Linked DNA regions of Mus musculus: region 1 is linked to region 2. A link is a loop called in an ENCODE intact Hi-C map of the cell type or tissue named here. Cell type or tissue: heart. All regions are shown on one strand.

Region 1 (2,500 bases), 140 kb after region 2:
TGTGGAGTTAGCCCAAGTGCAGCATATATACTTTGAATTCATTAATAATAATGGAGGATGGCCAGCAGCAGAGAAGAAAGTAAGTGTTAAAATCTGTTAGGAGGAAGAGCTTTGTAGTGGCTTTATATGCTTTATTTCATAGAATTTTGTAAGGAGCAGCAACAAAATTGAATTCCTGTGACACTCGACTTTTCTAGACTATATGTCTGTCAAAAGTCTAGAGACAGTGCCTAGATAGCACTAGCATTAAGTGACAGTTGTTAAAGACTGATGTAGACTGCATATATACAAAAGTTAAATACCATTAAATTAAACCATTCTGATTGTATAATCTAGGCCAGTAAAATAGCCAACATCTTCAAATATATCATCAGTATGCCATGGTTGTGAAAGTATATTTATAATTGCTTTAAAGGTTCTTTGATTTAAATTTTTTTCTTTTATTCTTTTTGTTGGGTATTTTATTTACATTACAAATGTTATCCCCTTATCTGCCCCCCCAAACTCCCTATCCCATCCTCCCTCCCCCTGCTTCTATGAGGACGTTCCTCCATCCACCCACCCCCACCTCCCATTGTTGCATGACAAGGCCATCCTCTGCTACATATGCAGCTGGCACCATGTTTGTTGATGGCTTAGTTCCTGGGAGCTCTTGGGGGATGATTTAAATATTAAGAAAACCTTTTTGTGTATTGTTTAGGGAAGATAGTGATTGGAGGTAACAAGTTTTTTATTAATATATTGGATTACCAGTTTTGCTAACTATATTTTAAAAGGAAGTTTGTTGTCTTAGAAATGTATCACTGTCTTTAAATCTTGCACAATGAATTTTCTGTCCAAAACGATCAAATTGATGCAAGACTGATTCCACATTGTTTAATTGTTTCTTGTGGACTCTGTTCTGAGCAGTTCTCTCTCTGGGCTAACATTAGAGTCTCTCCTCACACTTGTGAGATCTCATCTCATCTGCAGGATGAACACAGAATGCTGTTGGAACTGCGGAACACCAAGTACTAATCAGTTATCTCAAAGCTAGGTGTTTTATTCTGAACTAACCTCTTTTTGGGATGTCTGTAATTAAGGTGAGACAGACATTTTGGTTAGTAGGATTGAATAATGGGAACATGGATAAAGAACCAGGGTAATAGGACCCAAGGATTAAATGTAAAAAAGACGATTTTAATGTCTTTCGTCTTATCTTAAATTATGTTTTGGACTATTCATAACTAGAGCAAAATGTTACTCTCAAGTTATTTTAAAATTGAAGATTGAAGAGCCAGGCTTCAAGGAAATAGATTGATTTTTGTAATACCAAGTTGTACTTTGTTAACAAAAATTGTAGTCTGAAGCATGTATTCTCCTGACTAAAAGATGTGTTTCTTCTTTTTGTTTTAAGAATGGTTTCATCTTATTTAGTCCACCATGGGTACTGTGCCACAGCAGAGGCCTTTGCCAGATCTACAGACCAGACTGTTCTAGAAGAATTAGCTTCCATTAAGAATAGACAAAGTAAGAATACTGTGGTACACAGCAAATACTTGTTTTTAAATCATACATTTGGTTGCTTTGACTTTTAGAAAACTTAATTTTTATTAAAAATTTCCCCAATATATTGTTTTAAAGTGGATGCCTCCAAATCTGTCTGCACTGACTCTCTGAGGTGTTTGTTTTTGTTTGTGGCAGGGTTTTGTAGCCCAGGCTTGACCTCGAGCTGCTCACCCTCATGCCACACTCAGGACAGTTTTGTTTTAAAAGTTCACACTGGAGTTTTAAATGTAGAAATGCAGCTTAGAACTTTAAAAGTAAATGGCTTTATTGTGTTTCCATTAAAAAATCACCCGACTTTCCTGTGGGTTGGGATGGAGGTGTCAGCACCCAGCAGGTGGAGGATGGGGCAGGAAAGCCGCCTTAAGCTTTCAGAGATGCAAAGTTTCCTTTTGTTGGTTTGGTAGTCTTGATGAGGTAGTGGAGATAGTATATGAAATAAGTTTTTTCTTTGAAAGAAATTTAAATATCTTCTAATTTGCTGCCTAAATTTAAGGCAGTGTTGATCATAAGTATGTTACTGCTTAGGGCCTTGTGGCTGGTACTGTTTTCATCAGGGCAAGGCAGACTGACAGCCGATGTAAGTCAGACATTCCAAAGTCAGTACTGCAGCCCGTGAGTGTAGATCCCACCTGATGGGCAGGGTGGGAAATCGGACAGGCAAACAGAATCAGTAGGCTGGGCGGACGGATCTTGTCCTAGGTGCGACGGCTAGGGTGAGCCAGGCGGCTAGGGTGAGCCAGGCGCTGGTGCTGTGCTCCCCGCATGCTGCTCCCTCCCCCTGCCCTAGTGCCCTCCTTCAGCAGGGGAGGTGACTAACTCAGGGTTTTAGTCTACTGAAGCTCCAGCCTAGGCAAGGGCTGCGGCTCCAGGCCTGAGTCTGAAGAGCCAGTAAGAGTTTATGTCTTCTCTTAAGTGTAGTCTTCTAAATCTTACTGTTTGAAAATATAATACT
Region 2 (2,500 bases):
CACCTGTCTTCCGCATCTGTTTACACACTCCTCTGCCCAGAGCTCTGCTCTTTTATTATGGGTCCCAGCACTTTCCACATCAGTTTGTCTACATTTTTTAGCCCTTAGCTAAAAAAAGAGGAGGAGGAGGAGGAGGAGGAGGAGGAGGAGGAGGAGGAGGAGGAACGCTAAGTACTGGTCACTTCAGGAACACAACTGTTAGGTCTTAAACCCAGGACAAAGGGCTAACTAAGGTGCTTGTTTAACACCTCAAAGCGGGCCTGGCCCCTGGTTCTCTTAGCATCTGTCAGTGCTTACTACTTAACCCGATCCTTGCCCTAGTCTGCCCTCTACCCTAACGTCTCCAGTCCAGGGACTGGGCTGCCCTTCTCTTAGATGCCCTTCTTCATATAATCCAACCATTTTAGTGACCTAACCCCTTTTCTCTACCCTTTAAACTCCTGGCTCGCCTCTCTCTCCTCCTACTTCTCCCACGTGACCAGGCTCAAGGTCATGTTCAACCCTCTGGACTTTCCCAGATGTCTCTTGCCTCTGGCTATGCTTTCCCTTTTCTGGCGACTCTCTCCACCAACATACTGAGGGGCAGTCTTGTCCTTTCATTTTCTCCTCTGTCCTCCTCCCTCTCTCTCTCTTTCTCCTCCCCTCTCCTCCCCTCCCCTCCCCTCCCCTCCCCTTCCTTCCCCTCCCTCTCTCTGTCCCAGCATAGTCCCTTGTACTTGTTATTCATCCATCCAACAAACTTTCTCAAAATAACACAAAGGACCGGTAACTGCAAAGTGCAGCAGTCTTTCAAAAAGTTCGGAACTAAAACACTGCCTGTCTCAAATATCTTATTATGCCATAGTCTAGTTTAACATTCATATCCCTACTACGTTTTACGTTTCCACACTAGGACCTTTTAATGTGCTCTAACCCAAAACAAAAACTGTAGTCCCAAGTGGTGGTCCATGCCTTTAATCGCGTCAGTCAGCGGGCAAGGTCTGCTTGGTCTACATAGAGAGTTCCAGGACAGTGGAGGCTACATAGTGAAACTTTGTCTCAAAAACGAAAAGCAAAATCAAAACTGGAAATTTAGCTGTGAGTGTATGGACTCTGAAAGCATAGTTCCCTATGCCCGGTAAATAAGTCCCTAAAATACAACCCTAGGGAACTTGAGATCCCGGCTAGTTAATAAAAATCTAAGCCAGTCGAGCTTGGTCAAGAACTTCTCAAAGGTCTGCGAAGGGCAAAGGAGCCATTAACATTCTTAAGGGCAACTGCGAAATGAAACTGTAAATCGTAGGAGCCGAAAGAGCAACGTGATTCTGCAGCGGAAAATGGCTAAGGCTCACCCTAGTTCCTGTCTGGGAGACGAGGTTAGGGCAGGCCACAGGCAGGGAACAGGGGCGTGGGGATGTAAAGGCGGACCCGGCAGAGGGCAAGCCTGGAGGAGCCTGGCTGGGGCGACCAGACTAGGGGCGAGGCCAGGGAGGGCGGGGACGAGGCCCGCGGCGATGGGGAGGAGGCGTGGCGACGGCGGAAAGGGCAGGTCTGCGCGGCGGCCCACGCTCGCTCCCGAGGCGACTCGGAGTCGGGGCCGCGCGGGAGCGACCTGCGTGCGCGCTCGGGCCTGTGACCCGCTCGGGGATGGACAGCGGCTCCGTGGCGGCCGAGCGGCCGAGGCGCACACCGAGTCGCCAGCGGCTCCCGTCCTCCGGCTGCGGAGTTCCGGCGCGCCCGGGCGTCTCCACGCTGCCCGGTGGACGAAGCTGGCTGAGGCCTCGCGGACGGGCGGCCCGCGCGTCTCCGCTGTTGTTCCTCCTGCTCGTGCCCTCCCCGCGCCTGGCCGCCACCGCCACTGCCACCGCCCCGCGTAGGACGCTGGCTGAGCGCTCGCGCCCGGGGCTCGTTCTCCCCGCGGCCGCGCTCGGCGCCGGCAGGAACGCGCTGGGCCGTCTGCGGCTGGGCGCCCGGCGTGTGGCCGCGCTTGCGAGCAGCCGGAGAGGTGAGAAAGGACGGAGGGAGGGAGGGACAGCGGGTCACACAGGTGACCGGGCTGTAGCCACGCCGCCAGGGCGAGGGTTCGCAGCCCAGAGCCCCGGTGTCCTGGCTCCGGATGACACGCGTACTCGGGGCTGCCCTTGCACACCTGTTGGAGCCAGGGAAAAGTGGAAAAAGTGCTAGAAGCCGGTGCATTCAGGACCGAGGGGCGCAGATCCCTGAATGAAGAGATGACATTTCGTTTTGATTCCAAACTATTGATTCATTCATGGCCCGCTGTCGCCCATTCTCTGCCTGGCACTTTACTAGCTGTTTCGGGTAATTTGTTCAACAAAATCTTTTCTTTCCGGAGCTTACTTCAAGCAAGATATGCAGCAGGTGTTTTTCTATATGACTACACACACTTATCCATGCTAATTTTACTGTACTAATTTGACAGATAGTATAAAGAAAAATAGAGGCTTTATGTTTAGACTTGAAGAACTCTGTGCGTTTAAATTGAGTGACCAGAGCTTTGATG

The links. A loop is a pair of places that touch in the nucleus more often than their neighbours do. Peaks named below come from ENCODE experiments on the same cell type or tissue, not always from the same donor. Only the 100,000 strongest peaks of a DNase experiment are listed, where the experiment ranks them.
Region 1: it touches region 2 in a loop (2.5-fold over the local background); 3 of 42 quality-filtered maps call a loop at or near these places.

Annotation. Positions count from the first base shown.
Region 1 is chr13:43,421,560-43,424,059 of GRCm38, reverse strand. Ranbp9 (RAN binding protein 9) reads left to right here. Exons shown (of 14, transcript NM_019930.2): 7 at 1,397-1,509. Among named protein-coding and RNA genes, the nearest start is that of Gm26064, 3.0 kb to the left of the region's middle. In heart, no CTCF peak of the experiment used is centred here; no DNase peak of the experiment used is centred here.
Region 2 is chr13:43,559,253-43,561,752 of GRCm38, reverse strand. Mcur1 (mitochondrial calcium uniporter regulator 1) reads left to right here and starts at 1,562. Exons shown (of 9, transcript NM_001081059.3): 1 at 1,562-1,984. The coding sequence starts at 1,627. In heart, no CTCF peak of the experiment used is centred here; DNase peaks (open chromatin) are centred at 482, 1,492 and 1,842; H3K4me3 peaks cover 2,406 bases; H3K27ac peaks cover 2,405 bases.